Linked DNA regions of Homo sapiens: region 2 is linked to region 1. A link is a loop called in an ENCODE intact Hi-C map of the cell type or tissue named here. Cell type or tissue: IMR-90. All regions are shown on one strand.

Region 1 (5,000 bases):
TGGGTAAATGTCCAAATGCCTTTACTTGTTGAAAAGAACTCTACTCTGCATTGCTGATTTGTTATTCCTGGTAACAGCCAGAAGTACAGAAAATATACGTGTTTAAAAAAAAGTAAGGAAGATGATTGGTTTTAATGTTTCTCTTGATCTTGCTCCCTTCAAGCATATAATAATTTACCAGTTTTCTCTCCCAATTCTTACGTTTCTCTTTCATTGATAGACAAATAGAACAGTGTTTGAAAGATCATTTACAGATTGCACAGTTAGCTCAATGGTAATAAAAAATGACTGGATAAGTCTCACCACCAAGGGCTTACATGAAGTTGAATGTGAACTTGGAGAACAATTTTATGTTCAGCCAGCTCTGGTTGTTCTTTAAAATCTTTTATGATTATACATTTCTTCATTTAAAATTGTTTGCTGTAAGTTTTAATAGGAAGTGTTTTCTTCATTAAGATGTTCTGATTCTGTCCCCCTTTTTGTAACCAGACTCCACGCATATTATAAGCATGAACAAACAGTCACTGCACAGGCACCAGTGAGCCCCTTCCTTTAACAGATCTATTTATAAACGCTGAAGCAGGAGCGAGTGGGTGGGTTCATGTCTCCTGTGATATAATCTTGCCTTCCTGTGTTTGGGAGCTTACAAAGGATGACAGCTGTTTATCATCCTTCCACATTTCTATCCAATCTAAACCTGGTTGGGCTAAAATGTAGAAAGCCTCTGTACTCAATCAAGAGTGCATGCCCAAGAGCCTCCATAGCAGATGGGCTTCACAACATTGACTATCCTGAAAGTTTTCTCTCCTTAAATGATAACCTTACTTACTGCAGTTGCCATCCTTGAAACTGGCTCTTCTGAGAGTGGCAAATTATTTAGGTTGCATTAGTTTTGTAGGTTTGGTTTTGAACAAGCCGAAGAATTTGATTAGTATAATCATCTCTATTCATCTCTTTTTGCAAATGATTTATCAAGACTTGAACAGCAACTGAGCAACTCTTCTTGAAAAAACGGGAGGATAATGTTTATTTTGCAGTATGGTGGTCTTTTAAAATTCGTTTTTTTTTGCTTGGCAGCTCCGAACAGAAGACAAATATAAAATGGGAGATGCTAGGTTTCTAAGTAGCAGTTGTCCCATGGTTAAGCTGAAGTGCTTTCTTAACATAAGGGTTTATAGGAGTGAATGAAGGCGGGCAAGGAAAATATTGACTCTATCCTATTACAATAACACTGATGAAGTTCTAGATACTTCTCTATATGCTATTAAAGTAACACTGATGAAGTTCTAGATACTTCTCATTCTGTGGCAAAGGAAGCTGTCAGTATACATGCAAAAAAAAGAAAAAAAGAAGGTTATGCAAAGTTTGGGTTTTCTTTGTTCTTAGTCCTTGCTTGGGATTTTGAGGAAAATGGAATGTATTTCTATTTTCTATTTCACTTGATTTTCTCATCTTTCATATTTGGCCAGCTACTTTCTGAGAACATATTGTACACATGTTCTGATGCTGTTTGAAGGCCCTGTGAGAGACAAGAGTTGATTGAAAGCTCTCAGTTCTCCTGAAGTGGGTGGCCAAAGAGCTGAAACTGAACAGCTGCTGTACACCCATTGAACTTTTGTCATTTATAAATTATTTTCCATGCCATCTGGAGCAAGAATGGTGCCATGGTTTAGAGAAGCTCTTTGTGGGGTACATTTCATATCCAGTGCTTATATAGCTTGCTTATTACCACATTCAACTGAAGTTTTAAAATCTTTATTTGCTTGGAGGCTTAAGGATGTGAATAAATATGAGTGATTTCTTTAAATGTTATATGAAAAACACCACCTCCACCTCTACCAACGTTTTTCCCTCCCTCTCTCCTTTCCAGTGACTACATCCTGCCTGCTTTCAGCTCCAGTGGAAAATGCATTAATCCCAGAGTCTCCGTGAGGTTTCCTGTTTGATGACATAATCAGAAAATCCTCCTCACATTGCCCTTGGGGTTGCTGTCTGGATGTTATGTTGTCTTGGTGGGTGTAACTCAGCCATCAAAAAAATCAGCACAGGCCATAAACTCAGGACCTGAAATGCATTAATATAATGTTAAACGAAATAACGCTGTGGGTATGTCTGCAGCACTGGTAGGGAATTTCATTAAACTGCAGATTCTCCCTGGCATCAGATGCATTGGCTGGTGACTCCGGTACATATGGCATGAGCTGCTGCAATGCCACTAGCAGGAGGTATTTGAACTGCTCCAGTGTAAGCTGTTAGACTACATCTCGTGGAAAAATAACACACACCCTTGACTACCAGAGTTTGGTAGTGTTGATTTAAGTAGTTCTTCCCTTCCATTCCCCTCTGGGGCAGCCTGTTTACCTAATAACGTTTTGCCTTTGGTGTTGATCACAGGAAGCTGCAAAAAAGAAAACTAGTGGGAAGAGTCAGAAATAGAAGATGAGGATACACTTTAAAATGAGAAAAGCAAAAGATGGCATCTGACATGTAGAGTGGGTTTTAAAAGTTTTAAAGATAAGATATTGTGAGGCAGAAACTTCAGTAGCTGTGAATATAGTTGGAAAGAAGAAACCTTGATATAAAAGTAGAACCAAGAGTAGGATATTTAGATACCAAAGGGCACGTACAATTTTACAAGTTTAGAAGATATTGGCATAGGAAATTGAGCATATGCTTAAATATGGATTTCCTTTGCTATTTGGAGAATTTTTTATATTTTTTTTATTGTTTTGGTAGGCTGCCATAACCCTCCATTTGGTTGTCTTGGATGGAATATCTCTTGCCTTGGATCTTGGAAATCCAAGCTTGATTGGCACTTGGTCAGGATGAGAACAAGGAATGGGCCTCTTAGGATGTTTTACAAGTTCTAGAAGTTACCTCCATGATCCTCCCTCCTGTTGTTGTACCAAACTCTTTCTTGCATGTGTCTTCCTGGGGGTGGAGAGAGGTGGTGAGGGAGCTGGTGGGAGAAGCAGGCAAGATACAGCTTGATAGAGCTTCACTGGAGAGAAGTTAAAGAGGAAGGAGAGGTCTAAGCTCTAGCCAGTTGAAAGCCTGGGGTGATGTCACCATTCCTACCTCCTTATATCAGAAATATTCTTGGGTTTTCCATAATGTATTCCAAGCAGCGGGACACCTTTCACAGATGCTTCTCCTGTGTTAGGGGAATCTGGACTAATATAACACTAGGAGGGAGAAAATTGTGTTTCTTTATCGCTACTGTGAACGTTGTTGTTTTTTAAAATTTACAGCTGACTACTGAATAAACTCTAAAACTTGGAGTTCTGGATTTCAGGTTCTGTGATCTGTTTTCTTGTATAGCTCTGTGATGGTTACGTGACCAAGCTGTGAGCATTTACTCTCAAAACAGCTTCATTTAAACCATCCTATGCCTTGTACTAGAATAATGCTACCCCAGAGCGGGAAGGGCTCTGAAAGATCACATCTAATGGGTGAACCTCTTTACCCAGGTGTGTTGTGACAAGAGTGGGGGAGACTATGATCCTTTTTATTCTAGATATGTAGCGCAGGTTGGTTGTGTTAGTGAATGTACCATCTCACACATCATATTGAGCTGAATGTTTCAGGACATCCTTGGGGACAAAATGTTACCTATATGGTCACACTGGGAATCTATTTGAAATTATTAGATATTGCTCCTCATTTCTGCTTGTCAAGATCTTTTTGAATCCTGCATCTATAGCTATTGCCTGTCCCAGGTTTTGGTCCCAATGTGAAGTCAAAAAGACTCGATACATGAGGTTAAATCCTGGCTCTACTGTGTTCTGCCTTTGTTACATCAAATGAATAATTTAACTGCAGTAAGTTTCAGTTTTCTTATCTGTAAAATGGAAAATAGAATGTTCTGCCTCCCCTGTTGAATAGTTGTGAAGGTGAAGAATAATAGTGCATATAGAGATGTTTGAAAAAATAAAGCACCACACAAATACTAGTTTTTATTAAGCGACCTGAAAATATGATAAATACTCTTTCTTTGGCTTCATCCAGGTCATTTGTTTAAAAAAAAAATGATGAAGCAAAGGGACCAAGGATAAAACCCTGCCTCTAGGGACCTTCCAGAGAGTGGCAGTGATGGGATGTTGACAGCCTTTGGTTCATGTGTTTATTAGTCTAATAAACTGCCCTAGCATTCTGCCCATATTTTCACATCTTGTCCTTTAAGTTGTCCTGGGAGCCCTTGTCAGATTCCTTACTCAAGTTCAAATACATTATGTCCACAGTGTTTCCCTGATCTGCCAGGCTACCAGCCTTGTCAGAGAAGGAAGTGAGGTTTGTCTTGTCCCTATTGAACCCACACTGTCCGCCAGGACTGGTGCTTTCTTTTCTGAGTAGTTACAAACCATTCTTTTAACACTCTGCCAAGAATCTTGTCCAGGATCAACAGTAAACGCACTGGTGGTGTGCAGTATTGGGATTCTCTCTTCCTTTTTGTTTTTCTTTCTTGTCTTCTTCAAAGTGGGAACTCATTTCCCCCATCTCCAGTCTTCTGGCACCAGTTCTGTTTCTCCATCAGTATTTCCAGGAAGGGGAATTGAAGAGCAGTTAACTTTTGCCTGAGTCCAGGTTGCAGTCACACTGACATTTGGTGGCTCATCTCATTTTTGCTGAGGTTGTGGTAAATGCTTAGCAGCAGTGGGATGTGTTTACTGCTCTAAATTCATAATAGTTAAAATCCATGTAATGGGAAGACCTTAGAAATATATTCCTACCTAATATGAATGCATTTTAAAATCCAGTATTGTTTTTAGTTCCCTTATGAAAACAAAACCAACAATTTAAAAAGCTAGATTTTTTTGTACTGAAGAGCCCAAGAAAGCCCATTAAATACAATTTTTAGTTTGCCTGGTTAATATGGGCATGAAAAAAATAATATAATTTAAAATAATATATCCTTAAGGTTTTATTCTAAACAATAATACTAATAAAAATTGCTATTTAGTGAAGAGCTATTGTATTCTATGCTGTATATCAGACATTTT
Region 2 (5,000 bases), 100 kb before region 1:
AATTAATGACCGTGTTGAGGGACTGTTGTGTTTTAGGCACTCTGCAAGGCATTTGGAAATATTGGGAAAGTAGAGTAAAGATGTGTGACCTGAAGAACCTCAAAATCGAGCAGGGAGAAAGAAAAATAAACAGCAAATGACAACTGTTTAACAAGTGAGGAGTTATGGGGACCTGGATGTGGGGAAGGTTTGCAGTCAGGAAGATTTCATGGAGGCGATGGTGACAATTATGTTCCATGTAATCTGTTCTTCTTCGAAGGGCATTGGGGGCGGTGGGAGTGCTTAGCTCTCTTTACAGGCAATGAGAGAGTTCACTGTCTGTAGGAAATTTAGGAACAATAGACCCCGCATGGTGGCTCATGCCTGTAATCCCAGCACTTTCGGAAGCCGAGGTGGGTGGATGACGAAGTCAGCCTGACCAACATAGTGAAACCCTGTCTCTACTAAAAATACAAAAATTAGCCGGGAATGATGGTCCATGCCTGTAGTCCCAGCTACTGAGGAGGCTGAGGCAGGAGAATCACTTGAACCCTGGAGGCAGAGTTTGCAGTGAGCCTGAGATTGGGCTCCAGCCTGGGTGACAGAGCGAAACTCAGTCTCAAAAAAAAAAAACAATAATAAAATTGACTATTAAAGTCAGTCTGTGCTTTTATTATCCCTATGCAGGGGATAATTCTGAAGTAAGACTGTGATAAAACACTCGTGGCTGGGTGTGGTGGCTCACGCCTGTAATTCCAGCACTTTGGGAGGCCGAGGTGGGCGGATCACCTGAGGTAAGGCAAGACCAGCCTGGCCAACATGGTGAAACCCCATCTCTACTAAAAATACAAAAATTAGCCGGGTGTGGGGGCAGGTGCCTGTCATCCCAGCTACTCGGGAGGCTGAGGCAGGAGAATCACTTGAACCCGGGATGCAGAGGTTGCAGTGAGCTGAGATCGCGCGATTGCACTCTGGCGACAAGAGCGAGACTTGTCTCAAAAAACAAAACAAAACAAACAAAACAAAAAAAAACCACACTCCTTTCTCCAGTCCCTTTCAGATACTTGAACTCCAGAGACAATCGTCTCTTTGAAGGTAGAGCCTTCCTAGGCACAGTGGCTCATGCCTGTAATCTCAGCACTTTGGGAGGCTGAGGTGGGTGAATCAGAAGGTCAGGAGTTTGAGACCAGCCTGGCCAATATAGTGAAACTTTATCTCTACTAAAAGTACAGAAAATTAGGCTGGGCGTGGTGGCGGGTGCCTGTAATCCCAGCACTTTGGGAGGCTGAGGCAGGCAGATCACTTGAGGTCAGGAGTTCACGACCAGCCTGGCCAACATGGTGAAACTCTGTCTTTAAAAATAAATAAAAAATAAAAAATTAGCCAGGTGTAGTGGCAGGTGGCTGTAATCCCAGCTACTCAGGAGGCTGAGGCAGGAGAATTGCTTGAACCCAGGAGGCGGAGGCAGGAGTGAGCTGAGATGGCGCCACTGCACTCCAGCCTGGGCAACAGAGTGAGACTCTGTCTCAAAAAAAAAAAAAAAAAAGGCCGAGTGCAGTGGCTCATACCTGTAATCCCAGCACTTTGGGAGGCCGAGGTGGGTGGATCATCTGAGGTCAGGAGTTCAAGACTAGCCTGACCAACATGGAGAAACCCCATCTCTACTAAAATACAAAATTAGCCGGGCGTGGTGGCGCATGCCTGTAATCCTAAGTACTCGGGAGACTGAGGCAGGAGAATTGCTTGAACCCCGGAGGTGGAGGTTGCGGTGAGCTGAGATCATGCCACTGCACTCTAGCCTGGGCAACAAGAGCAAAACTCCGTCTCAAAAAAAAAAAAAAAAGAAAGTAGAGCCTTCTGGCTTGGTAATAATTTTACAGATGTGTTGTATTAAACAAAACAAAACACTGAAAAAAACCTTAACTGTGAATACACATACGATCCAAGATAACCCCAGGAAAAAAGAAAATATGTTTTCTCTAACTCTTAGAAGTTTAGAAAAGCTTTTCTTTTCTCATTCTTTCAAAGCAAGATGATCTTTTTAAAAATCTGCTGCATCTTAAAATTGATACCTTCTTGGGTCAGCCTCATGTACTATCACACTTCTATTATCAAAGAATGACCTTTCATTTGTTGAAAGATAATTTTTATGAAAAATTGATGTTGAATTCCACCATGTGCCTTTTCAAAGTCCTAGCTTGATCTACCAGGGGATTATTGTTATATAGTACTTTTATTCCTAGACTTAAACAAAACAAAAACCTTTCTTGTACCAGCCAACTGTGTCCCAAAATTCATAACTCAGTACTCATCATTCTCTGTTGAAATTTTATCTTTTCAGTGTTGTGCAATATTTTGGATGTTGTCCATATTATAGGCTAGTCAGGATCTGCCACCTTGCTATTTTTCAGGTATGTAGAAGGAGGTGGAAAATTAGTCTCAATATCTAAATCAAACAAAAAATCCGTTTATGAAAGTTCTGAATTCCTTAGGATAAATTTTTGTTCTTTGAAGGCTATGACTTATCAAATGGTACCTAATGCTGTGTGGATAGCCGTGCCCGCCAAAGTAGCTTATTTACCCGGCAGGATTGAGACCACTGATTTTTGTAGAGTAAGTCATAACAGCCTATTAACATTCCGTTATGCTGAGCATAGAACTAATAGGAGAACATCTGTGAGGTCAGAGATCAGAAGTAGACTTCAGAATGTACTATTCAAAAAAGGATGCAATGGAGAACATTTACAGAGGACTGTGGGTAAAGCAAAGTCTTCAAGGGAAGATAACAAAGGATGAAACAATGGTGTTGTGTGACTTCCTAGTGAGTGAGATACTGTGAATTTAATCTATAGCTAACTTAATTTACTCTTCATCAAAATTTAGCTGACTCCAACATGCATACACCTTTTGAGCTTCCTCTAATTTTCTGTTATTAGGGTTTTACATATTTAGCTCAACTAATTGAATTAGAAGATGCAGGAACATTGTCGGAATGTTTGAATCTCATTTAATGCTTCATATTGGGACAGACGAGGCACTCCGAAGGCAGAAAGGCCAGTTGGGACACAACTGCTGGGGAGGGGCAGGAGGCTGTGGCCATTCCTATAAGACAGTTCAGGGGGCCGTTCCAAGCCAGGGAGACCTGGCAGGGATCTGAGAAATACACAATAAGTGAAATGGAACAATTTTTCTACTGTTTTAGCTATTATCTAGAACCCATGTTAGACCCTTAACTGGCCTTGGCGTGAACTTGACATTTGAATCATTTGGGAGCTTTAGGCAGTAAAAACTGGAAGAATATACCTGGAAAAGCAGGTTTGAATGCGAGGATTAAGTTATATTAAGATTAAATTGGGGCCGATTGCAGTGGCTCACACCTGTAATCTCAGCACTTTGGGAGGTGGAGGTGGGTGGATCCCTTGAGGTCAGGAGTTCGAGACCAACCTAAACAACGTGGCGAAACCCCGTCTCTACTAAAAATACAAAAATTAGCCAGGCATGTTGGTGTATGCCTGTAAGCCCAGCTACTTGGGAGGCTGAGGCAGGAGAATCACTCGAACCCGGGAGGCGGAGGTTGCAGTGGGCCAAGATGAGGCCATTGCGCTCCAGCCTAGGCAACAAGAGTGAGGTTTACATTGTGGTAGGCATTGAGAGGTGTAAAGTAAATAAAATAGAACCCTCACTTTCAAGTGACAGCTCTAGAGAGCCTATATCCCGAAGGCTCTAGAACCTGCAAACTTCAAAAGAACCCCGGCAATGTGTGAAATAAGTTTAAAGTAAATATTACTTAATTGCTCATTCAGTCATCGAATAGCCATTGTTTGGGTGGAAATTGGGGAAGAAAATGTGTTGCTTAAGAACACGATAAGGAAGGAGTGGTCAGACAAGTAGAAGGATTGCTGGGAAGAATCGTGTCCAGAAAACAGAGGGAAGAGATAATTTCCAGAAGGAAAGGGTGGGTCAACTGTATCACATGCCACAGAGAAGCCAAGTGAAGATAAGCTTACAAAAGTGAGTAGTGGTGATACGGAGGTAATTGGTGACCTTTAGGAGAACTGATTAGTGGGAGTGGTATGGGGGAAAGCCTGTTTGCAGGAAGTTAAGGAGTGAAGCCGACTCTTATAAGACTCTTTAGAAAGAGAAGGGGCGTGTATGAGATAAAGGAGGGTGAAATATGGGACAAATTCCCTCAGTTTGTAATTGTGTGATTTTGCAAAACTTATTTACTTACTCTGTGCCTCAGTTTCCTTGTCTGTAAAACAATAGATGATACTAGTAGCTCTTATTTGAGAGAAGCAAATGAGTCAACACCATTATACGCAGTAGATTCTTATTAGATTGATATCTTAAAAGAAGTCCAGTAAAAATGCAATTGTAATGTAAAGAGCAATTCCAGTTTATGGGTTTGAAAGTATTTCTCTTTTTTATGTATTTTTAATTATGATTAAAAAACAATGTGAAACTTACTGTCTTTACTATTTCTAAGTACACTATTCAGCAGTGTTAAGTATATCACATCATCGTGCAGCCAATCTCCATAACCTTTCATCTTGCAAAACTGAAATTCTATATCCACTAACCAACAGCTCACCATTTCCCGCTCCCCGCAGCTCCTGGCAACCACCATGCTCCTGGCAACCACCATGCTCCTTTCTGTCTCTGAGTTTCAGTACTCTGGATACTCCATGTGATGGAATCACACCCTATTTGTTTTTGTGTAACTGGCTTATTTCACTTAACATGATGTCTTCCAAGTTCATCCATGTTGTAGCCTGCATCAGACTTCTTTTCTTTTTAAAGGCTGAATAATATTCCATTGTATGTATATGTCACATTGTGTTTTTCCATTTATCCAATGATGGACATTTAGGCAGCTTCCACCTTTTGGCTATTGTGACTAACGCTCTGTGAGGAAGGGTGTATAAATAACTATTTCTCTTTTTTAAACTAGTGATGTTTACTCTTCTGCATGTGTGTGAGTCATGGCTGGTTTAAGGCCAGCACAAGAATGGATCATGCAG

Evidence for each region. Hi-C counts contacts between places; a loop is a spot of excess contacts. Peaks named below come from ENCODE experiments on the same cell type or tissue, not always from the same donor. Only the 100,000 strongest peaks of a DNase experiment are listed, where the experiment ranks them.
Region 2: it touches region 1 in a loop (9-fold over the local background); 1 of 110 quality-filtered maps calls a loop at or near these places.

Annotation. Positions count from the first base shown.
Region 1 is chr6:21,997,201-22,002,200 of GRCh38, forward strand. The region is part of intron 6 of CASC15 (cancer susceptibility 15); the gene reads left to right. Among named protein-coding and RNA genes, the nearest start is that of NBAT1, 150 kb to the right of the region's middle. In IMR-90, no CTCF peak of the experiment used is centred here; DNase peaks (open chromatin) are centred at 561 and 1,951.
Region 2 is chr6:21,895,985-21,900,984 of GRCh38, forward strand. The region is part of intron 4 of CASC15 (cancer susceptibility 15); the gene reads left to right. Among named protein-coding and RNA genes, the nearest start is that of CASC15, 230 kb to the left of the region's middle. In IMR-90, no CTCF peak of the experiment used is centred here; DNase peaks (open chromatin) are centred at 2,607 and 4,967.